Linked DNA regions of Homo sapiens: regions 1 and 2 are each linked to region 3. The links are chromatin loops, found by intact Hi-C in ENCODE. Cell type or tissue: heart left ventricle. All regions are shown on one strand. Links, peaks and the distances in the headings refer to the core of each region. The heading gives the core; the rest is flanking DNA. Region 1 holds the start of LOC124904615 (a long non-coding RNA gene). Region 2 has its middle 15 kb from the start of TLE6. Region 3 holds the start of LOC105372242 (a long non-coding RNA gene).

Region 1 (9,189 bases), core at 1-5,000, 51 kb after region 3:
CCCTCCCCTGTCATCTTGTTTGACCCTTCACTTCAAGTTCATTTCACTAGCACCAGGCCAGAGCAACCTGCTTGGGAAATGCCACCTTGTTTGGGGGCTGGGGACAAGGGAGTGAGACGGGGAGGAGCCCAGGTCCCAGGCCAGCCTGCCCCTCACCTTCCAGGGCACCTGTGGGGACATCATGCCCTCCGGGCCTCCGTTTCTGTAAGCTGCGGATGTGGGACCTCTGCAGCCTTCCTTCAGTTATTTTTTCCTTTTGAAAAAAAATTGTAAAATACAGATAAATTTCTAAGTGCACAGCTCAGCGGCATTAAGTGTATCCACACGGTTGTGCAGCCATCACCACCATCCTCTCCAGAACTTGTATCTCCCCAAATTGAAACTCTGTCCCCATGAAACACTCCCCGTCCCCCTCCCCAGCCCCTGGCACCCCCCATCCTACCTTTTGTCTCCCTGAATCTGACAGCTCTATGGACCTCCTAGGAGTGGAACCATGCGGGGTGTGTCCTTCTGTGTCTCTGGCATCTCTCACTGAGCATGATGTCCTCAAGGTGCATCCACGCTGAAGCCCATGTCCGGATTCCCTTCCTTTTCGTGGTTCAGTAATATTCCACTGTGTGGATGGGCCACGCTGTGTTGATCCATCTATCATCGATGGACGTCTGGGTGGTTTCCACCTTGTGGCTGTTGGCAGTCGTGCCGCTGTGCACCTGCGTGTGCAAGCTTCTGTTTGAGTCCCTCCTGTCTGTCCTCGTGTGTGTGCATCCAGAGGTAGCATTGCTGGGTCCTCTGGTCTTTCTTTTTTTGGATGCACCTTGAGGAGTCTCGCTCTGTCGCCAGGCTGGAATGCAGTGGCGCGATCTCGGCTCACTGCAGCCTCCACCTCCCGGGTTCAACCAATTCTCCTGCCTCAGCCTCCTGAGTAGCTGGGACTACAGGTGCCTGCCATCACGCCCGGCTAATTTTTGTATTTTTAGTAGAGATGGGGTTTCACCATGTTGGCCAGGATGGTCTCCATCTTGACCTCATGATCCTCCCACCTCGGCCTCTCAAAGTGCTGGGATTACAGGCGTGGACCACCGCGCCCGGCCTCTATTTTAATTTTTTGGGGAGCTGCCCGACTTTTCCACAGCAGCTGTGCCATGTCACATCCCGCCAGCTGTGCACAAGGGTGCGATTTCCCCACATCCTCTTTCAGTTTCATTGAGTCCGATAGGCCTGTCCGTCAGGCTTAAGGCCCCTTGCTGTGCCCGATGCTGCCCCAGATACTACAGTGCAGCAGAGAAGGTGGCACTTACCAGCACGACTTCACCTAGGAAGAGAAATGGAGCAGGGAAGTGGGACAGGATGGGGAGATGGTGGCTGTTGCTTTTCTTTTCTTTTTTTTTTTTTTTGAGTTGGGGTCTAGCTCTGTCACCCAGGCTGGAGTGCAGTGGTGCGGTCTCAGCTCACCTCAACCTCTGCCTCCTGGGTTCAAGCGATTCTCCTCCCTCAGCCTCCCGAGTAGCTGGGACTACAGGCGCCCACCACCACACCCGGCTAATTTTTGTACTTTTAGTAGAGACGGGGTTTCACCATGTTGGCCAGGCTTGTCTCAAACTCCTGACCTCTGGTGATCCGCCCGCCTTGGCCTCCCAAAGTGCTGGGATTATAGGCGTGAGCCACAGCGCCCAGCCAATGGTGGCTGATTCTGGTGGGCTGTTCCTGGTGGGCTGTACAGGAAAAGCCTGATAAAGTGGTGCGTGAGTAGCATCCTGGGAGACAGGAAGGGAAGGAGCCATGCTGTGGCCTGAGGGTGAGCCAGGCAGAGGCACAGCTTGTGCAAAGGTCCTGGGGCAGGACCATGCCTGATGTGTTGGAGGAGCAGCGAGGAGGCCCGTGTGGTTGGAGCGGAGGGAGGGGGGGAGGGCAGGGAGGGTTGGTCTTTTACCCTCAGAGGGAGGTGGGAGCCCTGGAGGGACGCAGGCAGAGCAGAGACAGGACCTGACAGGTGCTCACAGGCGGCCTCTGGTGGCTGCTGCTGGGAGGACAGACGGGTGAGGGCGGGAGCCAGGGGACAAGGCTGGTGCAGGTGGCAATGATAGGTGTGGATCAGATGGCAGAAGCAGAGGTGGGTGAGTCAGCTAAGGGGCGTTGAGTGCTGGGGGGAGCTGGGCCCGGCATGGATATCGCAGGTGCATATAGTGCCCCCAGTGGCCAGCAGGAGTCGCCCCAGACAGCTCCTTGCCTGCCCCTAGCCCCCTGCCCATCCTAAAAGGAAAACCGAGGCACAGAGGGTGAGCGTCTTGCCTGAGGCAGCTTGCCCTGACGGCTGGCCAGTCCTTCCTAGGTCCTGACAACAGCCCTAGCCTGTTCAGCTGGGCAGGCAGCTCCAGCACCCCCCGCAGAATCCATAGGACCCGGAGCAAAATGAAAACACAGGGTCCCTGTTTAAAAATTCCGAGGAGGCCGGGTGCAGTGGCTCATGCCTGTTATTCCAGCACTTTGGGAGGCCGAGGCGGGCGGATCGTTTGAGGTCTGGAGTTCAAGACCAGCCTGGCCTACATAGCGAAACCTCGTCTCTACTTAAAATTCAAAAAATTAGCCGGGTGTGGTGGCGCATGCCTGTAGTCCCAGCTACTTGGGAGGCTGAGGCACAATGATCGTTTGAACCTGGGAGGCAAAGGTAGCAGTGAGCCGAGATGATGCCACTGCACTCTAGCCTGGGCGAAGAAGTGAGACTCCTCAAGATAAATAAATAAACAAATAGGCCAGGTGCAGTGGCTCATACCCATCTCTACTAAAAATACAAAAATTAGTCGGGCGTGGTGGCTCACGCCTCTAATCCCAGCATTTTGGGAGGCTGAGGTGGGTGGATCACTTGAGGTCAGGAGTTCGAGACCAGCCTGGTCAACAAGGTGAAACTCCGTCTCTACCAAAAATACAAAAATTAGCTGGGTGTGGTGGCGGGCGCCTGTAGTCCCAGCTACTCAGGAGGTTGAGGCAGGAGAATCGCTTGAACCCGGGAGGCAGAGGTTTCAGTGAGCCAAGATCGTGTCATTGCACTCCAGCCTGGGTGACAGAGTGAAACTTTCTCTAAAAAAAAAGGTGGCTGGGAGTGGTGGCTCACGCCTGTAATCCCAGCACTTTGGGAAGCCGAGGCGGGCGGATCACGAGGTCAGGAGATTGAGACCATCCTGACTAACACTATGAAACCCGGTCTCTGCTAAAAATACAAAAAATTAGCCGGGTGTGGTGGCGGGTGCCTGTAGTCCCAGCTACTTGGGAGGCTGAGGCAGGAGAATGGCATGGACCGGGGAGGCAGAGCTTGCAGTGAGCCAAGATCGCACCACTGCACTCCAGCCTGGGCAACAGGGTGAGACTCTGTGTCAAAAAAAAAAAAAAAAAGCAAAATCTTAGAGTTATTGGAAGTGTAAATTGGTGCATGCACTTTGGCAAAAGATAGTTAATATCTAGGAAATACTTTATAACCCAGCAATTCTACCATTGGGTATTTACCTACAGAAAGCCACACATATAATCACAAAAGACATGTACCAAATGCCCATAGCTGCCCTATTCATTACAGCCCCAAACTAAAATTTAACCAAATGCCCATCAACAGTAGAATGGATGAATAGATTGTAGTTTATTTATCCAGAGGAATAGTCTATGACAATCAGGATTAATGAACCACAACCATGTACACAATATGAGTTAATCACACAAACATCACGTGGAATGATAGAAGCCAGATGTACCTGAACTCATTTTATGTAATTCTGTGTGCATAAAGTTCAAAACTGGCAAAAATTCACCATGATTTTGAGGATTTTTTTTTTTTTTTTTTTTTTGAGATGGAGTCTTGCTCTGTTGCTCAGGCTGGAGTGCAATGGTGCAATCTCGGCTTACTGCAACCTCTGCCTCCCAGGTTCAAGTGATTCTCCTGTCTCAGCCTCCTGAGTAGCTGGAATTACAGGCACCTGCCACCACATCTGGCTAATTTTTGTATTTTAGTAGTGACAGGGTTTCTCCATGTTGTCCAGGCTGGTCTTGAACTCCTGACCTCAGGTGATCCACCTGCCTCAGCTTCCCAAATTTTTGGGATTACAGCTGTGAGCCACTGCGCCTGGCCTGAAAGGTCTAATATTTTAAGCTTCTACTCCCAAGAAATTAGAAAGAGAAGAGCAAACTAAACACAAACTAAAGAGAAAATAATAGAATAGAAATCAATGGAATAAAAAATAGAAAAACAGTATAGAAAAATCAATAAAGCCATAAGCTGGTTCTTTGAAAAAAATTAATGAAATTGATAAACCTTTAGTCTAGATTCACCCTCCAGAGAGAAAAAGAAATTACCAGCAACAGGCACAAAGGAGGGGATATCATTACTCACCCTAAAGAAATTTAAAGGATAATAAGGGAATACTACAAATAAGTGTATGCACATAAATTTGACAACTTAAAGGAAATGGACCAATTTCTCGAGAGACACAAGCTACCAAAACTCACTCAGGAAGAAACAGAAAACCTGAACAGTCCTATACGTATTAAAGAAACAGAATTTGAAGTTAAAGTCTTCTAAAGAATAAAACATTTGGGAGGCTAAGGCGGGTGGATCACGAGGTCAGGAGATCAAGACCATTCCGGCTAACGCGGTGAAACCTCGTCTCTACTAAAAATACGAAAAAATTAGCTGGGCATGGTGGTGGGTGCCTGTAGTCCCAGCTATTTGGGAGGTTGATATAGGAGAATGGCGTGAACCCGGGAGGCAGAGCTTGCAGTGAGCCAAGATCATGCCACTGCACTCCAGCCTGGGTGACAGAGCGAGACTCTGTCTCAAACAACAACAACAATAAAAAATGAAAAATAAAATAAAACTTTAGGCCCAGATGGTTTTAGTGGTGAATCCTATCAAACATTTAAAGAAAAAATAACATCAAATTCTTCACAATCTGTTTCAGAAAATAGAAGAGGATGGAATACTTCCCAACTCATTTTAAGAGGCCAGTATTATCCTGATACCAAAATTAAAGACAGTACAGGGAAATTACAGATCAGTATACTCAAAAACATAGATACTAAAATCCTTAACAAAATATTAGCAAGTGAAATAATGAAATCCAGTGATATACAGAAAGAAAACCACCTCACCACCAGGTGGCATTTATCCCAGGAATACAAGACAAGCTCAACATTGGAAAATCAGTCAATATAACTTGCCATATTAACAGACGAAAGAAAAACTACATGATCATATCAATAGATAAAGAAAATACATTTGATACAATTCAACTTTCATTCATGATAAAAATTCTAAGCAAATTAGGAGTAGAAAGGAACTTCCTCAACCTGATAAAGGGCATCTGTAACAAACCACAGCTAAACAACAACAACAAAAATACTATTGGCCAGGTGTGGTGTCTCATGCCTGTAATCCCAGCACTTTGGGAGGCTGAGGTGGGTGGATCACCTGAGGTCAAGAGTTCAAGACCAGCCTGGCCAACATGGTGAAACCCCCGTCTCTACTAAAACTACAAAAATTAGCTGGGCGTGGTGGCACATGCCTGTAATTCCAGCTACTCGGGAGGCTGAGGCAGGAGAATCACTTGAACATGGAAGGGGGAGGTTGCAATGAGCCAAGATCACGCCATTACACTCTAGCCTGGGCAACAAGAGCAAAACGCTGTCTCAAAAAAAAAAAAAAAGAAAAGAAAAGAAAAAAAAGAAAAAAATATGTACACAAATGTATATAGCAGCTCTGTTCATGATCACCTCAAACTGGAAGCAACCAAATGCCCCTCACGGTTGGATAAAGGGGAATGCATCCACACAGGGAAATACCACTGGACCATCCAAAGCAACGAACTTCTGATACACTCGGCAACACAGAGGAATCGCAAATGCTAACTGAAAGAAGCCAGTCTCAAAAGCTACTTTCTGGACCAGGTGCGGTGGCTCACGCCTGTAATCCCAACGTTTTGAGAGGCTGAGCTGGGAGGCCAGGAGCTCCTGAGCAGCCTAGGCAACACAGAGAAACCCATCTCTACAAAAATAAAAAAATTAGGGCCGGGCGCGGTGGCATCCGCCTGTAATCCCAGCATTTTGGGAGGCTGAGATAGGTGGATCACTTGAGGCCAGGAGTTCAAGACCAGCCTGGCCAACAGGGCGGAAACTTTGTCTCTACTAAAAATACAAAAATTAGGCGGGCACGGCGGCTCGCACCTGTAATCCCAGCTACTCGGGAGGCTGAGGCAGAAGAATTGCTTGAACCTGGGAGGTAGAGCTTGCAGTGAGCTGAGATCGTGCCACTGCACTCTAACCTGGGCGACAGAGTGAGACTCTGTCTCAAAAAAAAAAAAAAAAAAAAACATTAGATGGTGGTGGTGCGCAGTACTCGGAAGGCTAAGGTGGGAAGATCGCTTGAACCCAGGAGGTCAAGGCTGCAGTAAGCCATGATTGCACCACTGCACTCCAGCCTAGGCGAGAGAGAAGGGCCTTGTCTCAAAAAATAAAATAAAAAACATAGCAACAGCTATTTCCCTCGGAGCGAGCGGGGGCGGCGGCCTGTGCAGCAACGGCCAGGATCAAGGCCCAAGACCTTCTCGGGAAGAAGGAGGAGGAGCTGCTGAAACAGCTGGACGACCTAAAGGTGGAGCTGTCCCAGCTGCGCGTCGCCAAAGTGACGGGCGGCGCGGCCTCCAAGCTCCCTAAGATCCGGGCGCGGTGGCTCACGCCTGTAATCCCAGCACTCTAGGGAGGCCGAGGCGGGCGGATCACGAGGTCAGGAGATCGATACCATCCTGGCTAACACAGCGAAACCCCGTCTCTACTAAAAATACAAAAAAATTAGCCGGGCGTGGTGGCGGGCGGCTGTAATCCCAGCTACTCACTCGGGAGGCTGAGGCAGGAGGATGGGGTGAACCCGGGAGGCGGAGCTTGCAGAGAGCCGAGATCTCGCCATTGCGCTTCTGCCTGGGCGACAGAGGGAGACTCTGTCTCAAAAAAAAAAAAAAAAAAAAAAAAAAAAAAAGATCCGAGTCGTCCGCAAATCCATTGCCCGTGTTCTCACGGTTATTAACCAGACTCAGAAAGAAAACCTCGGGAAATTCTACAAGGGCAAGAAGTACAAGCACCTGCACCTGCGGCCTAAGAAGACACGCGCCGTGCGCCGCCCGCTCAGCAAGCACGAGGAGAACCTGACGATCAAGAAGCAGCAGCAGAGCGAGCAGCTGTCCCCAGTGCGGAAGTGCGCGGTCAAGGCCCGAGTGGCGCGTTGTCAATAAAGCACAGCTGGCTGAGAAAAAAAAAAACAAAAAAAAAAACACCAAAACAAACAAACAAACAAAAAACACAGCCACAAAGAGCCAATCCACGGTCAGGAGGGAGTTGTTCCGGTGATGGAACTACATTCTGTATCCTGTTTATAGCAGTAATTTACACGAATCTCTACAGCTGTTAAAACTCATAGAAACCAGGCCGGGCGCGGTGGCTCACGCCTGTAATCCCAGCACTTTGGGAGGCCGAGGCGGGCGGATCACGACGTCAGGAGATCGAGACCAGTCTGGACAACATGGTGAAACCCCGTCTCTACTAAAATACAAAAAAAATTAGCCCGGCGTGGTGGTGGGCACCTGTAGTCCCAGCTATTCGGGAGGCTGAGGCAGCAGAATGGCGTGAACCCGGGAGGCTCAGCTTGCAGTGAGCCGAGATCGTGCCACTGCACTCCAGCCTGGGTGACAGAGACAGACTCCGTCTCAATAAATAAATAAATAAATAAATAAATAAATAAACTCATAGAACCATACACCAAAGAAAGTAAATACAATGCTACATAAATTTAGACAATTAAAAACAAGATCTTTTTTTGGGGGGGACAGACCCTTGCTCTGTCAACCCAGGCTGGAGTGCAGTGGGTCAATCATAGCTCACTGCAGCCTCAACCTCTCTGGCCTAAGCAATCCTCCCACCTTAGCCTCTGGAGTACCTGGGACCACAGGCATGAGCCACCACCCCCGGCTAATTTATTTTATTTTATTTTTTAGAAATGGGGTCTCACTGGGAAGGTGGAGGTTGCAGTGAGCTGAGACCGAGCCATTGCACTCCAGCCTGGGCAACAATAACAAAACACCGTCTCAAAAAAAAAAAAAAAAAAAAAAAAGAAAGAAAGAAAGAAAAAAGAAAAAAAGAGATAGAGTCTCACTATGTTGCCCAGGCTGGTCTTGAACTCCTGGGGTCAAGCAATCCTCCCACTTCAGCCTCCCAAAGTGCTGAGATTATAGGCATGAGCCAACATGCCCAGCTGAAATAGATCTTATTAGCAAAAAATACCCCCCAAACCCGGAAATAAATATTAATACCACAGAAGTCAGAATGATAGTTACTGCTGGGAAGGTAGAGATTACTATGAGGAAAACACTAGGGGTCTTTGTGGGGCTAAGGTCTTTTTTTTTTTTTTTTTGAGACAGAGTCTTGCTTGTCACCCAGGCTGGAGTGCAGTGGCACGATCTCAGCTCACTGCAACCTCCACCTCCCAGGCTCAAGCAATACTCCTCCCCCGGCCTCCCGAGTAGCTGGGATTACAGGTGTGCACCATCACACCTGGCTAACTTTTCTATTTTTAGTAGAGACGGGGTTTCACCATGTTGTCCAGGCTGGTCTTGAACTCCTGACCTCAGGTGATCTGCCCACCTTGGCCTCCCAAAGTGCTGGGATGACAGGCGTGAGACACCGCGCCCGGCCTGAAAATGTCCTTAGTCTTGGCCTCAGTGGATTCTGTGGATACCGGCTTCACAACAATTTATTAGGTAATACATTCAGGTTTTATGTGTTTTCTGAAAGAAATATTTTCTACACACACAAGCTCACCCTGGTGTTCCCAGCTGAGCTAATAATACACGACAAATGCTCAGCATGTGGCAAGGAAGTAGCTCAGCCCGTTTAGGGAACCGCAAGGGAGGTTTGTTCAGCAGCTGGAGAAGTGGGCAGAGCCTGGGCCCTGGATCCAGGGAGCCGGCTCATTAATTCTGAAGCCAGCGGGAGCCACAGAGGGTCTGCCACCCTGGTCCAGGCTGTGAAGATGGCGGGTGCTGGTATCCTGTCCAAAAATGCCGCAGGGAGATGCTAGGAGAGTGGCCCCCTGGGCTCACCCTGTGGGGCCTGTGGCTCAGCCTCGTCTCCCAGTTTTGCTGGTCATTTCTGTTTCAACCA
Region 2 (9,797 bases), core at 2,436-7,435, 110 kb before region 3:
GGGACTACAGGCACACGCCATCACACCCAGCTAATTTTTCTTTTTATTCTTTTCTTTTCTTTTCTTTTTTGTGAGATGGAGTCTTGCTCTGTCGCCCAGGCTGGAGTGCAGTGGCGTGATCTTGGCTTACTGCAACCTCCGCCTCCCAGGTTCAAGCAGTTCTCTGCCTCAGCCTCCTGAGTAGCTGGGATTGCAGGCACGTGCCACCACGCTCAGCTAATTTTTGTATTTTTAGTAGAGACGGGGTTTCACCATCTTGGCCAGGCTGGTCTTGAACTCCTGACCTCCTGATCCACCCGCCTCGGCTTCCCAAAGTATTGGGATTACAGGTGTGAGCCACGGTGCCCAGCCACGCCTGGCTAATTTTTCAATTTTCTTACATGTTGTCCAGGCTGGTCTCAAACTCTTGGTCTCAAGTGATCCTCCTGCCTTGGCCTCCCAAAGTGCCAGGTGCAGGAACCACTGCGCCTCGCCCTTTCAGGAATTTGAGAATAGTCTGTTGGCAGTTGAAGACGGGTCATCCAAAACAAAGTTGCTAACCTGAATCACCCAGAAGCTCTTTGCTTTTTGTATTTAATCCTGGATGTTATTCTTAAATTTATCGTGGTAAAAGCATTGTAATTGGACAATGACAGGGAAAATTCATTCATTTAGCTCCAAATGACCATTGCTTGCAATCTGCAGACAATGTATCCGTTTATTTTTCTTTTCTGGTTTCTAACGCTATTGGTATTCTCATCATAACATGGTTTTCTTACATTTCTATTAGCTTGTCTCTTTTTTTCACTGAAATTGTTATTGAGATAATTGTAGAATCATATGCAGTTCTAAGAAATAACACAGACATTGGCCGGGCACGGTGGCTCACTCCTGTAATCTCAGCACTTTGGGGAGCTGAGGCAGGTGGATCACCTGAGGTCAGGAGTTTGAGAGCAGCCTGGCCAACATGGCAAAACCCTGTCTCTACAAAAAATACAAAAAAAAAAAAAAAATTAGCCAGGCGTGGTGGCGGGCGCCTGTAATGCCAGCTACTCAGGAGGCTGAGGCAGGAGAATTGCTTGAACCTGGGAGGCGAAGTTTGCAGTGAGCAGAGATCATGCCACTACACTCCAGCCTGGAGGACAGAGCGAGACTCAGTCTCAAATAATAATAATAATAAATAATAATGATAAAAATACAGACAGATCTTTTCTTTTTTTTTTTTGAAACAGAGTCTTGCTGTACAGACATCTTTTCTATACTTGGCCTAGATTCCTCCAATGGTGACATTTGGAAAACTAAAGTACATTACCACATCCCTGATATTGACGCTGTTAAAATCTATCCATCTTCTTCCCATGGCCCCATTTTACTTGTGTGTGTGTGTGTGTGTGTGTGTGTGTCTGTGTGTGTGTGTGTGAAGTTAACCTGGGTAAGTCTGTGTATCCATCACAGTCAAGGTACAGAACTTTGTCCGCACCACAAGGATGTCCCCTTGGATCCTTCTACAATCACACCCACCTCCCTCTAACGCTCCCATCCCCCAAACCCATCAGGAAGCTCCCTAAAAAGATGTTAGTCTCCTAGGGATCCCCCAGGTTCTACTCCCCAGTCTGCTGAGCTAGAAGCCCAACGCTGGGGTCAGAAATCCGCATACTTAATAAGATGCCCAACTGACTCCAGGGCTGAAGATAGGATTGGTGCAAAAATTGAGCCCGGCTGGGTGCAGTGGTTCATGCCTATAATCTCAGCACTTTGGAAGGCTGAGGTGGGAGGATCTCTTGAGCCCAGAAGGCGGAGGTCGCAGTGAGTTATGATTGCACCACTGCACTCCAGCCTCCACAACACAGCAACAGAGCAAGATCCTGTGTCAAAAAAAAAAGGAAGAAAAGAAAAAAGAAAGAAGGAAGGAAGGAAAAAGAAATAAAAGAAAGAAAGAAGGAAAGGAAGGAAGGAAGGAAGGGAGGGAGGGAGGGAGGGAGGCAGGCAGGCAGGCAGGCAGGCAAGCAAGCAAGCAAGCAGGCCAGACGCGATAACTCACACCTGTAATCCCAGCACTTTCGGAGGCCGAGGCAGACGGATCACCTGAGGTCAGGAGTTCAAGACCAGCCTGGCCAACATGGTGAAACCCATCTCTACTAAAAATACAAAAATTAGCTGGGTGTGGTGGCGAGTGCCTGTAATCCCAGCTACTCAGGGGGCTGAGGCAGGAGAATCACTTGATCCCAGGAGGCAGAGGTTGCAGTGAGCTGAGATAGTGCCACTGCACTCCAGCCTGGGTGACAAGAGCGAGACTCTGTAGAAAGAAAGAAAGGAAAAGAAAAGATCCCAAGGGCCCTTCAAAAGCCATTCCAAAGATTTCAGTTTTGCCTCTGAGTGAGTGGGGCCATAGGATGAGTATCAGCAGAGGAGGGACGGGATCTTACCTAACTTTTTTTTTGAGTCTCTACAAAAAATACAAAAATTAGGGGAGCATGGTGGTACACACCTGTTGTTCCAGCTACTTGGGCAGGGCTGAGGCAGGAGGACTGCTTGAACCTGGGAGGTTGAGGCTGCAGTGAGCTATGATCGTGCCACTGCACTCCAGCCTGGGCAACAGAGCAAGACCCTGTCTCAAATAAGAAGACAGAGAGCGGGCAGCGAGATGGGGGGCAGGGTGGGGGTGTAGCAAAGCTCCGTCCTCTATTATTGCATGGAATCAAAAATCACCATTGCAAATCCAAAAATAGAACGCTGAGCTTTAGTTTTTTTTTTTTTTTTTTTTTTTTTTTTTTTAGACAAGGTCTCGCTCTGTAACCCAGGCTGGAGTGCAGTGACACAATCTTGGCTCACTGCAACCTCAGCCTCCCAGTTTCAAGAGATTGTCCTGCCTCAGCCTGTTGACTACCTGGGATTACAGGCATGCGCGACCATGCCCGGCTAATTTTTGTTTTGTTTCGTTTTGAGATGGAGTCTTGCTCTTGTCACCCAAGTTGGAATGCAGTGGCACGATCTCGGCTCACTGCAACCTCCGACTCCCGGGTTCAAGCAATTTTCCTGCCTCAGCCTCCCGAGTAGCTGGGATTAGAGGTGCGCGCCATCACTCCCGGCTAATTTTTTTATTTTTAGTAGAGACGGGGTTTCGCCATGTTGGCCAGGCTGGTCTCGAACTCCTGACCTCAGATGATCCGCCTGCCTCCGCCTCCCAAAGTGCTGGGATTACAGGCGTGAGCCACCGTGCCCGGCCCTAATTTTTATATTTTTAGTAAAGGTGGGTTTCACCGTGTTGGCCAGGCTGATCACCATGTTGGCCACTCCTGGGCTCAAGTGATCCTCCTGCCTCAGCCACCCAAAGTGCTGGGATTACAGGCGAGAGTCACCGTGCCCGGCCTGAGCTTTAGTATTGAGAGTAGCAGTTCTTGGCCGGGCGCGGTGGCTCACGCCTGTAATCCCAGCACTTTGGGTGGCTGAGGCGGGCGGATCATGAGCTCAGGAGATCTAGACCATCCTGGCTAACACGGTGAAACCCCGTCTCTACTAAAAACATAAAAAAATTAGCCGAGCCTGGTGGCGGGCGCCTGTAGTCCCAGCTACTTGGGAGGCTGAGGCAGGAGAATGGCGTGAACCCGGGAGGCGGAGCTTGCAGTGAGCCGAGATCGCGCCACTGCACTCCAGCCTGGGAGACAGCGAGACTCCGTCTCAAAAAAAAAAAAAAAAAGAGAGTAGCGGTTCTCAAACCGTGGTTCCCTGAGTGGCGGCAGCAGCATTGTCACCTGGGAGCTTGCTAGGAATGCACGTTTTCAGGCCCCAGGCCCAGATTTGCTGCCTGAAAAAGTCTTAGGTTGGGGGTCCACAATCTGAGTTTTAACACCCCCCGCCCCAGGTAATTGTGATGCACACTCAAATTTAAGAACCACTGACTTAAAGATATGAAAGTCTTTGGGAGGCTGAGGTGGGAGGATCGCTTGAGGCCAGGAGTTCAAGGCCACTCTGAGCAACACAGCGAGACCCCATCTTTGCAAAAAGAGAAACAAAAACAGAAGAGGCCGGCCGTGGTGGCTCATGCCTGTCATCCCAGCACTTTGGGAGGCCGAGACGGGCGGATCAGGAGTTCGAGACCAGCCTGACCAACATGGTGAAACCCTGTCTCTACTAAAAATACAAAAATTATCCGGGCATGGTGGCGCCTGTCTGTAATCCCAGCTGCTCAGGAGGCTGAGGCAGGAGAATTACTTGAACCCGGGATGCGGAGGTTGCAGTGAGCCAAGATCGCACCACTGCACTCCAGCCTGGGCGACAGAGCGAGACTTCGTCTGAAAACAACAACAAACAGACAAGAGGAACATTCTTCTGATGAGGGAAATTTCCTTCTTTCTTTCTTTCTTTTTTTGATACGGATTCTGTCGCCCAGGCTGGAGTGCAGTGGCGCCATCTCAGCTCATTGCAAGCTCCGCCTCCTGGGTTCACGCCATTCTCCTGCCCCAGCCTCCCGAGTAGCTGGGACTACAGGCGCCCGCCACCACACCCGGCTTATTTTTTTGTATTTTTAGTAGAGACGGGGGTTTCACCCTGTTAGCCGGGATGGCCTTGATCTCCTGACCTCGTGATCCGCCCGCCTCGATCTCCCAAAGTGCTGAGATTCCAGGCGTGAGCCACCACACCCGGCCTAGTGATGGAAATTTTCTAAAATTGGATTGTGGTTATGGTTGTGCAGTTGGACACATTTGCTAAAAGTCATTGAACAATATGCTTTAAATGTATGACGTCATCTTATGTAAATTACGTCAACGAAGCGCTCATATAACATTTGACCTGTAGGGGGTAGCAGAGACCATAAGTTCAATTCAGAACAGCCCCTCCCTGCCTTGAGAGTCTCAATGGGATGAACCCATCCCTTTCACTTAGGAGTCCTGATTGGAATGAAGAATTGGGCAGCTGGGAATTTCCCCTCAATAGCCTAAAATGCCTTGTTTAACTAACTGTGGCCACACTCAGTTCTAAATTTATACCAATTAGCTGGGGGAGTTGAGTCTCTTGACCACGGAACCAGGAGAAGCCACATCCCCTCTCCAAGCCCGGAAGAGATGGTTCTCTTCTTTTTTTTTTTTTTTTTTAAATGGAGTCTCACTCCATCGCCCAGGTTGGAGTACAGTGGCATGATCTCGGCTCACTGCAGCCTCCGCCTCCTGGGTTCAAGAAATTCTCCTGTCTCAGCCTCCCGAGTGGCTGGGACTACAGGTGCCCACCACCACGCCCAGCTAATTTTTGTATTTTTAGTAGAGACAGGGTTTCACCTTGTTGGTCAGGCTGGGCTTGAATTCCTGACCTTAGGTGATCCACCCGCCTCAGCCTCCCAAAGTGCTGGGATGACAGGCGTGAGCCACCGCGCCTGGCCTTCTTTTTTTTTTTTTTTTTTTGAGACAGAGTCTCCCTCTGTCACCCAGGCTGGAGTGTGGTGGTGCAATCTTGGCTCACTGCAACCTCCACCTTCCAAGTCCAAGCGATTCTCCTGCCTCAGCCTCCCAAGGAGCTTGGATTACTGACATGCACCACCATGCCTGGCTCATTTTTGTATTTTTAGTAGAGATGGGGTTTCACCATGTTGGCCAGGCTGGTCTCGAAATTCCGACCTCAGGTGATTTGCAAGCGTCAGCCTCCCAAAGTGCTGGGATTACAGGCTTGAGCCACTGCACCTGGCCCGAGGGGATGGTTCTTAAAGGGTAAAATGTAAACTACGATCCACAGCTTGACCTTCAAAAGACTCCAATCCTTTACTTTCTTTTTTTGTTTTTTATTTATTTATTTTTTGTAGAGATGGGATCTTGCTATGTTGCCCAGCTGGTCTCGAACTCCTAGGCTCAAGCAAGCCTCCTGCCACAGCCTCCAGAGTAGCTGGGACTGAGGGTGTGAGCTACCATAACTGGCCTTGATGGGAACCAGTGTCCAGAGGAAGTGCAGGGCCCCATCAGGCCCAGGCATGCCATAGGGGCAAAGCTAGCGTGGACCCTCGCAACTGAGACATCCAAGGAAAGCAGACACCAAAAAACATGCATGTGGGTGGGTTAAAGTGCTCCCCACTCTGGCCAGGCACGGTGGCTCACTCCTGTAATCCCAGCACTTTGGGAGGCTGAGGCGGGTGGATCACTTGAGGTCAGGAGTTCAAGCACAGGCTGGCCAACATGGTGAAACCCTGTCTCTACTAAAAATACAAAAATTAGCCGGGCATGGTGGCGCGCACCTGTAATCCCAGCTACTCAGGAGGCTGAGGCAGGGCAATTGCTTGAACCTGGGAGACGGAGACTGCAGTGAGCCGAGATCACGCCACTGAACTCCAGCTTGGGCGACAGAGCGAGACTCCATCTTAAAAAAAAAAAAAAGTTCTCCCCACTCAGTCATCTCCTTCTAGCAATAATTTACAGAGCCCGTCCAGGACAGACAAGGAAGAATGAAACAAACAAGAAAATATCACAGGGTGGTGGGACGATTAGGAAAACTCGGGAAAGATGGAGTGATTTAAATCAGAGAAGTGTCTGCTGGGTGCGATGGTTCACACCTGTAATCCCAGCACTTTGGGAGGCTGAGGCAGGGGGATCACCTGAGGTCAGGAGTTTGAGACCAGCCTGGCCAACATGGCAAAACCCCATCTCTACTAAAAAAAAAAGTAGACTGGGCGTGATGGCTCATGCCTGTAATCCCAGCACTTAGGGAGGCCGAGGCAGGCGGATCATGAGGTCAGGAGATCGAGACCATCCTGGCTAACACGGTGAAACCCCGTCTCTACTAAAAATACAAAAAAAAAAAAAAATTAGCCGGGCATGGTGGCAGGTGCCTGTAGTCCCAGCTACTTGGGAGGCTGAGGCAGGAGAATGGCGTGAATCCAGGAGGCGGAGCTTGCAGTGAGCCGAGATTGCGCCACTGCACTCCAGCCTGGGCGACAGAGCGAGACTCCATCTCAAAAACAAAACTAAACAAAACAAAAATTAGCTGGGCATGATAGTGCGCCCCTGTAATCTCAGCTACTCAGGAGGCTGAGGCAGGATAATCACTTGAACCCAGGAGGCAGAGGTTGCAGTGAGCCAAGATCACACCACTGCGCTCCAGCCTGGGCAAAAGAGAGAGACCCTGGGTCTCAAAATAAATAAATAAATAAATAAATAAATACAATAAGAGAAACATCACTGAGAAGAGATTTGTTAATTGAATTCTGGATGACAGAGGGTGTTCGATTGAAGAGGGGATAAAGAAAGACTCAAACACCCAGGAGTTCGAGACCAGCTTGTGCAATATAGGGAGACCCTGTCTCTGCAAAAACAAACAAAAATTACCTGGGCGTGGTGGCAGGGGACTGTAGTTCCAGTTACGCAGGAGGCTGAGGCCAGAGGATCGCTCGGGCCTGGAAGTTTGAGGCTGCAGTTAGCTGTGATCACCCTACTGCACTTAGCCTGTGAGTCTCAGTCCCTGTCTCAAAAAAAAAAAAAAAAATAGAGGCTTGAACATGAATAATTATTCATCAGTGACCCTATGTTGAACCAACAAAGCTGCCCCCTGATTCTGGACCATCAGAAACTGTGAGATAATAAATGTTGATTGTTTCAACAATTCGTGTAAATGGCCCAGCAAGTTTAGGGGCAATTTGTTACACAGCAATAGCTAACTAATGTCTCTGGATTTCTTTTGAGAGGAAAGCCAGGTCCAGGAGATTCAAAACCCACTTCTTTTTTTTTTTTTTTTTTTTTTGAGGTGGAGTCTCACTCTGTCACCCGGGCTGGAGTACAGTGGTGGGAGCTCGGCTCACTGCAGCCTCCGCCTCCCGGGTTCAAGTGATTCTCCTGCCTCAGCCTCCCGAGTAGGTGGGATTACAAGTGCGCGCCACTACACCCAGCTAGTTTTTTCATTTTTAGTAGAGACGAGGTTCCATCATGTTGACTCAGCTGGTCTTGAAATCCTGACCTCAGGTGATCCGCCCACCTCGGCCTCCCAAAGTGCTGGGATTACAGGCGTGAGCCACCGTGCCTGGCCCTCAAAACCCACTTTTGGAGTGGATGTGGATGCCCCTTCCTCCAAGCTTGGGTTCATGAGGAGGTCCAGTCTAATGCCACTACCTGAGCAGATCCTAACTGGATCTCTCTATGATGGCGTAAGGGTTATGGGAATACCTCCTGGAGCAAGACTGCCTGGGATAAAATCCTAGTTTACTTAGCAACTGTGTGGTCCTAAGTAGGTCACTTAGCTTCTCTGGGACTTAATTTCCTCCTATGTAAAATGGGATTTAGTGGTTGATGAAAACATTGAGTTGTTATAGTTACTCATATGAAAGTCGTCAGAATCAGGCTGGGTGCGGTGGCTCACACCTGTCATCCCAGCACTTTGGGAGGTCGAGGCGGGTGGATCATGAGGTCAAGAGATCGAGACCATCCTAACACGGTGAAACCCGTCTCTATTAAAAATACAAAAATTAGCCAGGTGTGGTGAAGTGCACCCGTAGTCCCAGCTACTTGCGAGGCTGAGGCAGGAGAATCGCTTGAACCCGGCAGGCGGAGGTTGCAGTGAGCCGAGATCATGCCATTGCACTCCAGCCTGGAAGACAGAGCGAGACTCCGTATGAAAGAAAAAAAAAAAAAAGAAAGTTGTCAGAATCAAAATGGAGTGACTTGTGTTAAAAAAAAAAAAAAAAAAAAAAAAAAAGGCCGGGCGCGGTGGCTCACGCCTGTAATCTCAACACATTGGGAGGCCGAGGCAGGCGGATCACAAGGTCAGGAGATCAAGACCATCCTGGCTAACACGGTGAAACCCCATCTCTACTAAAAATACAAAAAATTAGCCGGGCGTGGCAGCGGGCACCTGTTGTCCCAGCTACTGGGGGGCTGAGGCAGGAGAATGGTGTGAACCCGGGAGGCGGAGCTTGCAGTGAGCCGAGATTGTGCCACTGCATTCCAGCTGGGGCGACGAAACGAGACTCCGTCTCAAAAAAAAAAAAAAAAAGTGACGCCAGGTGCAGTGGCTCATGCCTGTAATCCTAGCACTTCGGGCGGCAGAGATTGGCAGATTGCCTGAGCTCAGGAGTTCAAGACCAGCCTGGGCAACATGGTGAAATCCAGTCTCTACTAAACTACAAAAAAAATCAGCTGGGCGTGGTGACGGGTGTCTATAATTCCAGCTACACAGGAGACTGAGGCATGAGAATTACTTGAACCCAGGAGGCAGAGGTTGCAGTGATCCGAGATCGCGCCACTGTACTCCAGCCCGGGTGACAAGGTGAAACTCTGTCTAAAAACAAAAAAACAACAACAACAGCAAAGTGACAAATAGAGCCAGGGACAGCTTTGAATAGTGCGTTCTCATGCATGGATGCCTGATAACAAGAAAATATCACAAAAGACTGCATGCCGGGCACGGGGCTCACACCTGTAATCCCAGCACTTTGGGAGGCCGAGACAGGAGGATCACTTGAGCCTAGGAGTTTGAGGCCAGCCGGAGCAACACAGCCAGACTCTGCCTCTACAAAACAATAAAAAATAAAAAATAGCCAGGCGTGGTGGCACATGCCTGTAGTCCCAGCTACTCAGAAGGCTAAGGTGGGAGGATGACTTAAGCCTCGTAGGTTGAGGCAACAGTGAGCCATGATGGGGCCACTGCACTCCAACCTGAGCAATAGCATGAGACCCTGTCTCAAAAAAATAAAAGAAAAAAATAAAAGGCTGCAAACCCCAAAAATTTGCATCAAACTTCCTTTTTTCTTTTTGTTTTTTGAGATGGAGTCTCGCTCTGTCACCCAGGCTAGAGTGCAGTGGCGCAATCTTGGCTCACTGCAAGCTCCGTCTGCCACTCTCCTGCCTCAG
Region 3 (9,797 bases), core at 2,330-7,329:
GCCTTCTCTAACCAGTCATATGGAAAAAACAAAAAATATTGTTATTATATCACTCTATTTTATTGTTATCTATTTTTATTTATTTATGTTTATTTAACATTTTGATATTTATTTATTTTTGAGACGGAGTCTCGCTCTGTCACCCAGGCTGGAGTGCAGTGGCATGATCTCGGCTCACTGCAACCTCCGACTCCCGGGTTCAAGTGATTCTCCTGCCTCAGCCTCCTTAGTAGCTGAGATTACAGGCATGTGCCACCACGCCCGGCTAATTTTGTAGTTTTAGTAGAGACGGGGTTTCTCCATGTTAGTCAGGCTGGTCTCGAACTCCTGACCTCAGGTGATCCCCCCCGCCTCAGCCTCCCAAAGTGCTGGGATTACAGGCATGAGACACCGCGCCTGGCCCAATTTTTGTATTTTTAGTAGAGATGGGATTTCACCTTGTTGGCCAGGCTGGTCTCCAACTCCTGACCTCAGGTGATCTGCCTGCCTCAGCTTCCCAAAGTGCTGGAATTACAGGTGTGAGCCACTGCACCCTGGCTGGGCTGATTTTTTTTTTTTTCCAAGAGTCAGGGTCTCACTATGTTGCCCAGGCTTGTCTTGAACTCTTGGGGTCAAGCAGTCCTCCCACCTTGGCCTTCCAGAGTGCTGGGATTACAGGCATGAACCATCGTGCCTGGCCTAATTTTATTTTATTTTTTTAGTCAGTGTCTTGGGCTGTCATGCAGGCTGGAGAACAGTGGTGCCATCATAGCTGATTGCAGCCTCGAATTCCTGGCCTCAAGTGACCCTCCCACCTCAGCCCCTCAAAGTGCTGGGACTAGATGCGTGAGCCACCAGGCAGGCCAGCTGTCATCTTTATTATCTGTCACCCTGAAAGATCCATGAGAGTAAGGAGCGGACTGCCTTCTGCACTGCTGTGTCCCAGGGCACAGCTTGGGGTCTGGCAAAGAATTTCTACTCAGTGCAAACATCAGGTCTTAGTGAAATGAAAGAATGAGTTAGTATTTATTTATCTGGAGATGGAGTCTTGCTCTGTCCCCCAGGCTGGAGTGCAGTGGCATGATCTGGATCTCGGCTCACTGCAACCTCTGCCTCTCCTCCCGAGTTCAAGCAATTCTCCTGCCTCAGCCTCCCAAATGGCTGGGATTAAAGATGTGTGCCACCATGCCTGGCTAATTTTTGTGTTTTTTTGTTTGTTTGTTTTTGGAGACGGAGTCTTGCTCTGTTGCCAGACTGGAGTGCAGTGGCGCGATCTTGGCTCACTGCAACCTCCACCTTCTGGGTTCAAGTGATTCCCCTGCCTCAGCCTCCCCAGCAGCTGGGATTACAGGAGTGTGCCGCCATGCCTGGCTAATTTTTTGTATGTTAGTAGATATGGGGTTTCACCATGTTGGCCAGGAGGGTCTCGATTTCCTGACCTTGTGATCCGCCCGCCTCAGCCTCCCAAAGTGCTGGGATTACAGGCGTGAGCCACCGTGCCCTGCCTTAATTTTTTATTCTTAGTAGAGACAGGGTTTTGCCATGTTGACCAGGCTGCTCTCAAACTCTTGACCTCAGGTGATCCACCTGCCTTGGCCTCCCAAAGTACTGGGATTACAGGCGTGAGCCACTGTGCCTGGCTGACAGTAATTATTTATTATCCCCATATTCCAGATGAGGAAACTGTGGCTCACAAAGGGGCGATCATGGATTTTGTCTGCCTTCCTCTCCACCCCCAGAGCTCTGTCACACAACATGGCTTTATTGAACACTTGCACGCCTGGTCTTCGTCTAGATATTAGGGATACAGTGACCCACATAGCTCCAACCTTACAGCCTAGCAGGGGAGCCAGACATTAATAAAATCACTATACAAACATATGTGGTTATAATCCCTCAGCAATCCCATTGGCTCCAGCTTTACCAATATACCCAGAATCCAATCAATTCCCACTAACTATAGGGTTACCATCCTGGCTCATATCCCCATCAACTTGTTCAGTGCAGCAGTCTCTCATCTCACGTCGTATTTTTTGAGTGGATGTGACAACGGAATAACAATAACAAAAAAAAAAAAACGGAATGGCTTAAGTCCATGGAACTGAACATTCATGACATTAGGGCTGACTTCAGGCATGGCTTGATCCAGGGGCTCCAACATTATCGGGATCCTGTGTCACTGTGCATAGCTGGGACAGCTGTCTCCCATGGCAGCAAACAAACACCGTTCCCCAGCAGCTGTAAGCTTTCATCCTCCCAGCTCAGCAACTCCAGCCAATTCCTTCTGCTTAATTACAGCATGTCTCAGGACTCATTCTCATTGGCCAGGCTTAGGTGACATGACATCCCTGATATAATCCCTATGTTCTGGCTGGAATACTCTGATTGGCCAATCTTGGGTCACATGACTTTTCCATTTCAATCTTTTTTTTTTTTTTTTTTTGGAGGGGGGAGATGGAGTCTCATTATGTTGCTCAGGCTGGAGTGCAGTGGCATGATCCTGGCTTACTGCAACCTCCACCTCCCGGGTTCAAGTGATTCTCCTTCCTCAGCATCCAAGTAGCTGGGACTACAGGCGCATGCCACCACACCTGTCTAATTTTTATATTTTTAGTAGAGACAGGGTTTCAGCATGTTGGCCAGGATGGTCTCAATCTCCTGACCTCGTGATCCACCCGCCTCGGCCGCACAAAGTGCTGGGATTACAGGCATGAGCCACTGCGCCTGGCCTAATTTTTGTATTTTTCTAGAGATGGTATTTCACCATGTAGGCCAGGCTGGTCTCGAACTCCTGACCTCGTGATCTGCCCGCCTCAGTTCCCCGAAGTGCAGGGATTACAGGCATGAGACACCACGCCTGGCCTGTTGTGGTTTTGAGATGGGGGTCTTTTTATGTTGCCCAGGCTGGTCTTGAACTCCTAGACTCAAGCCACCCGCCCCCCCTTGGCTGCCCAAAGTGTTGTGATTACAGGCATGAGCCACTGCACTGGGCCAAATGTGTTTTGTTTTTGTGCTTTTCACCGTCCCCAGCGCCCCCAGCTGCCGGCCTTGGGAGCCTGGTGTTGGCAGGACTGTGAGTCACTGTTGGGGTGTTTAAGGGCCTTTAAAAGGTGTTCCCAGCATTTCCCGGGGGCTGTGCACTAATTAGGTGATTAGTAGGCTGACTCCTGCAGATGTCTCCCTGGGGATACCGGGGGACTGTGGGGAGCAGGGAAGTGTGGCTGCCTACTTGGCCTGCCCTCCAGAGGCCCCATTGCCTCCCCATAGACACCCAAGGGGTAAGTGCCAGCCTCAGCTTTACGACAGGTGGGCTCTGTGTCTCTGGACAAGTGGCTGTCCCTCTCTGGTCCCATCTATCTGCTTTCCCATCTATCTAGTGGGCTGTGGGCATATACTATGGTCCTGTAGGAGCCAGAGCCACTATTCTTGCTCTGTTACTCAGATACCTCTAACCTCTCCTCCCAGCAAAATAATCATCCCCTTTATCATAAATGGCTGAGGTTTACCAAATTTTCTCAGAGCCCCAGCACTGATCCAGGCCTTCAAGGTAGGCGCAGTTATTACTACTTTTTTTTTTTTTTTTTTTTTAAATTTCAGAGACAGGGTCTGGCTCTGTCCCCCAGGCTGGAGTGCAGTGCATGATCATAGTTCACTGCGCCTCCACCTCCCAGGCTCAAATGATCCTCCCAGCTCAGCTTCCTGAGTAGCTGGGACTACAGGTGCACACCACCACACCTGGCTAATTTTAAATTTTTTTGTAGAGAAGGGGTCTCCCTATGTTACCCAGACTGGTTTTGAAATACTGGGCTCAATCGATCCACCTGCCTCGGCCTCCCAAATTGTTGGGATCACATTTGTGAGCCACTGTACCTGGCCAAATTTTGTGGGGTTTTTTGTTGTTTGTTTTTTTGAGACAGAGTCTTGCTCTGTTGCCCAGGCTGGAGTGCAGTGGCATGATCTTGGCTCACTGCAACGTCCACCTCCCAGGCTCAAGCAATTCTCCTGCTTCAGCCTCCCGAGTAGCTGGCATTCCAGCTGCCCATGACCACACCCAGCTGATTTTTGTATTTTTAGTAGAGATGGGGTTTCACCAGTTTGGCCAGGCTGGTTTTGAACTCCTGACCTCAAATGATCCGCCCACCTCAGCCTCCCAAAGACCTGGGGTTACAGGCATGAGCCACAAAAATTGAGTCCAATCTCTGCTCACACCAGAGACCAGGATAAACTCCCAATGGGCCAGACAGCGTAAACCAGGGGGCCCCAGCTCCTGGGACTCACCTCCTCTCTCCCTCCCCACTGAGGGTGTGGATTTCAATGTGTACAGCCTCCTAGACCCAGTAGGGCAGATGATCATGGGACACAGAGTCTCTTGGGGGGGTCCGTGGAATCCCATAACCCAGGGGGTCTCAACCAGGGTGATTCTGCTCCCAGGGGGCACTGGGTGATGTCTGGGGACATTTGTGGTTGTCACAATGGTGGGTACTCTTGGCATGGAGTGGGTGGAGGCCACGGATGCTGCTCAGCACCCTGCAGTGCCCAAGACGGCTTCATCCCAGAGAACTATCTGGCTCCAAATGTCCACAGCGGCCAGGGGAGAGACCTCATTCCAGAGCTCGATAGCCACCAACCATGCATGGTTACTTAGGTTTACACTGAGATGGATGGAAACGGGCCAGGCTGTAATTAACCCCAGCGCTTTGGGAGGTCGAGGCGGGAGGATTGATTGAACCCAGGAGGTCGAGGCTGCTGTGAGCTATGATCGCGGCCCTGCATTCCAGCCTAGGTAGCAGTGACAAGCTGTAGATAGATAGATAGATAGATAGATAGATAGATAAAAATGAGATGAAAGATGCATTTCCTCAGTTGCCCTGGCCACGGTTCAGGGGCTCAGCAGCCCACCAGTGACCACCACGTGGGACGCCACGGAGCTAGAATGTAGGCGATGTGGCAGAAAGTCCTAGCGGGCCGCGCAGCGCGGAGACCTCCCCGGGTGCAAACGCTCCCCGCCCCCCACCCACGCGGCGCCCGTGCCGCCGGCCGCTGTTCCACGGATGCCCACACGGGGGCAGTGTGTCATCAGGATCTCGCGCACCTTGGCTCAGGTCGCCTGCACCTGCCCTCTCCCCAGGAGGGTGAGCCAGGCCGCTGGGGGTTTGGAGACAGCAGCCCCTCGGCTTACAAATCCTTTGCGAGCACCTGCTGTGTGCCAGGCTGTGTGCTGGGACAGCTCAGTAAATCAGAGAGTCTTATCCATGCTTTCTCACCGTGGACTTTACGGGAGGGATGGTTCTCTGGGGTGGGGCTGTCCTGGGCACTGCAGGGTGCTGAGCAGCGTCCCTGGCCTCCACTCACTCCATGCCAGGCGCACGCCCCAGTCGTGACAACCACAGATGTCCCCAGACATCACCCAGTGCCCCCTGGGAGCAGAATCATCCTCCAGGTTAGAATCCCTGGGTTAGGGGATTCCGCAGACCCCCAAGAGACTCTGGATCCCATGATCCTCTGCCCTGCTGAGGTCCCAGGTGGCTACACACATTGAAATCCACACCCTGAGTGGGGAGGGAGAGAGGAGGTGAATCCCAAGGGTCCCCATGGTTTGTACCATCTGCCCCATCGGGAGCTTATTCTGCTTTCTGGTGTGAGCAGGGAGCAGACTCAATTTTCCCCCCAAATAATTAACTAAGAGATCCCCATTCTAGACACTGTGGACATTCAAGGCTGGATTGTCCTCTAGGATGAGGCCGCCTTGGGCACTGCAGGGTCCTGAGCGGAGTCCCTGGCATCCACCCACTCCATGCCAGCAGCACCTCCTCCAAGTCCCGACAACCAGAAATGTCCCCAGACACTGCTGTCAATCTCTTGATCAAGGGGTGCAAAATCACCGCCACCTGAGAATTCCTTTCTTTTTTTTTTAATTTTTTTTGAGACAGAGTCTCGCTCTGTCAACCAGGCTGGAGTGCAGTGGCACGATCTCGGTTCACTGCAAGCTCTGCCTCCCAGGTTCATGCCATTCTCCTGCCTCAGCCTCCCGAGTAGCTGGGACTACAGGTGCCCACCACCACATCCAGCTAATTTTTTGTATTTTTAGTAGAGACGGGGTTTCACCATGTTAGCCAGGATGGTCTCGATCTCCTGACCTCGTGGTCCGCCTGCCTCAGCCTCCCAAAGTGCTGGGATTACAGGCGTGAGCCACCGCAGCCGGCCAAAAATTCCTTTCTAGTGAATCAACTCATCACACATATAAATATTTATTTGTTTATTTTATTTTTATTTAGTTTTTTTGAGATGGAGTCTTGCTGTTGTCGCCCAGGCTAGAATGCAATGGCACGATCTCGGCTCACTGCAACCTCCACCTCCCGGGTTCAAGTTATTCTCCTGCCTCAGCCTCCCGGGTAGCTGGGATTACAGGCACCTACCACTGTACCCTGCTAATTTTTGTATTTTTAGTAGAGACGAGGTTTTGCCACATTGGCCAGGCTGGTCTTGAACTCCTGACCTCATGATCCACCCACCTCAGCCTCCCAAAGTGTTGTGATTACAGGTGTAAGCCACCGTGCCCAGCCCACACATAAATATATTTAAATTATGAAATAAGCAGTTATGGCCAGGCGCAGTGTCTCACGCCTGTAATCCCAGCACTTTGGGAGGCCGAGATGGGCGGATCACGAGGTCAGGAGATAAAGACCATCCTGGCTAACACAGTGAAACCCCGTCTCTACTAAAAATACAAAAAAATTAGCCGGGTGTGGTGGCGGGCGCCTGTAGTCCCAGCTACTCGGGAGGCTGAGGCAGGAGAATGGCGCGAACCCAGGAGGTGGAGTTTGCAGTGAGCTGAGATCGCGCCACTGCACTCCAGCCTGGGTGACTAAGTGAGACTCCATTTCAAAAGAAAGAAAGAAAGAAAGAAAGAGAGAGAGAGAGAGAGAGAGAGAGAGAGAAAGAAAGGAAGGAAGGAAGGAAGGAAGGAAGAAAGAAAGGAAGGAAGAAAGAAAGAAAGAAAGGAAGAAAGAAAGAAAGAAGCAGTTATATGAGGTGAGGGAGCTGTAAACTTTTCTTGACCATCACATCTCCACCCAGGTAAAAGTGATTCTCCTGCCTCAGCCTCCTGAGTAGCTGGGACTCCAAGTGCCCGCCACCATGCCTGGCTAATTTTTGTATTTTTTAGTAGAGATGGGGTTTCGCCATATTGGCCAGTCTGGTCTCGAACTCCTGGCCTCAGGTGATCCGCCCGCCTCGGCCTCCCAAACACACATATACACACATGTACTCAGGACAGAGGTTTAAGTACCTGCATAACCCCAATAAAAATTGCACAAGATAACTCTTCGCTCTGCAAAGCACCACGCACTGTGATGTTTCCTATTCTACTTCATTTAAAAAATATATATGGGTCATGATCCACTGAATTGATTTCTCCACCCACAGACTGAAAAAAATAATAATTAAAATAGCGACTGGGAATCACGCACTCCAGAAACATCCCCAGGCCCTTCCACTGTAGAAAAAAATGAATGAGCCAGGCACCAAGGCTCACACCTGTAATCCCAGCACTTTGGGAGGCCTAGGTGGGCAGATGACCTGAGGTCAGGAGTTCAAGACCAGCCTGGCCAACATGGTGAAACACCATCTCTATTAAAAATGCAAAAATTAGCCGGGTGTGGTGGTGGGAGCCTGTAATCCCAGCTACTCAGGAGGCTGAGGCAGGAGAATCGCTTGAACCTGGAAGGCGGAGGTTGCAGTGAGCCGATATCGTGCCATTGCATTCCAGCATGGGTGACAAGAACAAAACTCCATCTCAAAAAAATAAATTAAAAAAAAAATAGTGGTAGCCCGGCACGGTGGCTCACACCTGTAATCTCAGCACTTTGGGAGGCTGAGGTGGGAGGATAGCTTGAGCCCAGGAGGTTGAAGCTGAAGTGAGCCATGATTGCACCACTGCACTCCAGCCTGGGTGACAGAGTGAGACTCTGACTCAAAAGTAAATAAATAAATATAAATGCCTCCTTCTCACTTTATTTATCTGTCTATTTTCCAAATAGATTCATGGATTCTCTCTCTCTCTCTTTTTTTTTTTTTTAGATGGAGTTTCGCTGTCGCCCAGGCTGGAGTGCAGTGGCATGATCTCAGCTCACTGCAACCTCCGCCTCCTGGGTTCAAGCAATTCTTGTGACTCAGCCTCCCTAGTACCTGGAATTGCAGGCATGCATCACCACACCCAGCTAGTTTTTGTATTTTTAGTAGAGACGAGAGTTTGCCATGTTGGCCAGGCTGGTCTCGAACTCCTGATCTCAGGTTATCTCCTTGCCTCTACCTCCCAAAGTGCTGGGATTACTGCAGCCTCCCGAGTAGCTGGGACTACAGGTGTATGCCATCATGCCTGGCAGATTTTATTTTATTTTTTTGTGGAGACAGGTTCTCCCTGACAAGCCCAGGCTGGTCTTGAACGCTTGGCCTCAAGTGATGTGCCTGCCTTGGCCTCCCAAGGTTTTGAGACTACAGGCATGAGACACCTTGCCAGGCCCAGAAGGAGGGGTTTAGAAGGAGTAACAGGGATAGACAAAGTTACATTGTGTAGGGACAGAGCTCACACTGTGGGTAGACAGTTCCAGGCAGAAGGCACAGGCTGTGCAAAGGCCCTGGGGTAGGACTGTGCCTGACTAGTTAGAGGAACACTAAGGAGACCTGTGTGACTGGAGGAAAGGGAGACAGGGAGGAGGGGAGGACGGGGAGGGGCTGGTGCAGGCCCTTGTGGGCCATGGGGCGGACTTGGGCTTTTCCTGAAGGAAGGTGGGAGCCATGGAGGGCTGTGAGCCGAGGAGGGACAGGCCCTGACTCAGATTTGAATTCAGTTATGAAGGCCGAGTGTGGTGGCTCATGCCTGTAATCCCAGCACTTTGGTAGGCTGAGTGGGGAGGATCACTTGAGGTCAGGAGTTCGAGACCAGCCTGGCCAACATGGTGAAACCCCGGCTCTACTAAGATATACAAAAATTAGCCAGACGTGGTGGCACGCACCTGCAGTCCCAGCTACTCAGGAGGCTGAGGCACAAGAATCGCTTGAACCCAGGAGAGGAAGGTTGCAGCGAGCCGAGATTGTGCCACTGTACTCCAGACAGGGCAACAGAATAATGCTCCATCAGAAAAATAAATACATAAATAAAATAACAATAATTCAGTGTGACTTTAACATGAAGAGGCTTCTCCACTAAATCCATGTCTGCAGAAACCGGGCACGAGCTGTCCCTGGCTGTGCGTGGGGATGTCTGTGGATGGTCAGACCTCCCTGGGCTCGGAATGGGCTTGTTTCAAATGCAGCTTCCTGGGGCTGGCTCTCCGCACAGTCTAATTCAGCAAAGGCGGGGCAGAGTCTGAGCTGTGACCCCGTGTCCCGGGTGTTTCCCGAATCATAAGATCAGATGAGCCTGTGGGCAGAAGCTTTGTAGGAGGCCGTGTGCGTGGCCAGAGCCTGCAGCCCTGGGTGCAATCTGTTTTGCCCTTACTTGGGAATAAGAAACTCAACCTGCTCACAGGAGGAAATGGTTTCTAATGTTTGTTTTTTTAAAAGAGAAAGTCTTGGCTCAGTTATTTGCCCGAAGCCAGAATTGGGATAATCAAGGAGCTTAACCAAAACCTTCATTCATTCGTTCGGATTTAGTGCATTTCTTTATTTATATATATAGTTTTTAGAGACAGGGTCTTGCTCTCTCGCCTGGGCTGGAGTGCTGTGGCACGATCATAGCTCACTGCAGCCTCGGCCTCCTGGGCTCAAGTGATCCTCCCTCCTCAGCCTCCTGAGTAGCGGGGATTAAGGTGTGCACT

Evidence for each region. Peaks named below come from ENCODE experiments on the same cell type or tissue, not always from the same donor. Only the 100,000 strongest peaks of a DNase experiment are listed, where the experiment ranks them.
Region 1: it touches region 3 in a loop (6-fold over the local background); 27 of 110 quality-filtered maps call a loop at or near these places.
Region 2: it touches region 3 in a loop (8-fold over the local background); 37 of 110 quality-filtered maps call a loop at or near these places.

The regions. Positions count from the first base shown.
Region 1 is chr19:3,124,156-3,133,344 of GRCh38, forward strand. LOC124904615 (a long non-coding RNA gene) reads right to left here and starts at 2,476. Exons shown (of 3, transcript XR_007067092.1): 1 at 1,453-2,476; 2 at 443-1,312; 3 at 157-253. It also overlaps the pseudogene RPL35P10. In heart left ventricle, for the core only: CTCF peaks have their summits at 2,017 (motif pointing left) and 2,233 (motif pointing right); a DNase peak (open chromatin) is centred at 1,996.
Region 2 is chr19:2,957,483-2,967,279 of GRCh38, forward strand. No RefSeq gene overlaps it. Among named protein-coding and RNA genes, the nearest start is that of TLE6, 15 kb to the right of the region's middle. In heart left ventricle, for the core only: a CTCF peak has its summit at 4,789 (motif pointing right); no DNase peak of the experiment used is centred there.
Region 3 is chr19:3,071,104-3,080,900 of GRCh38, forward strand. It overlaps LOC105372242 (a long non-coding RNA gene), which reads right to left and starts at 4,371. Exons shown (of 4, transcript XR_001754027.2): 1 at 4,258-4,371. RefSeq lists an enhancer at 2,168-2,462 and a silencer at 5,331-5,588. In heart left ventricle, for the core only: a CTCF peak has its summit at 5,037 (motif pointing right); a DNase peak (open chromatin) is centred at 5,028.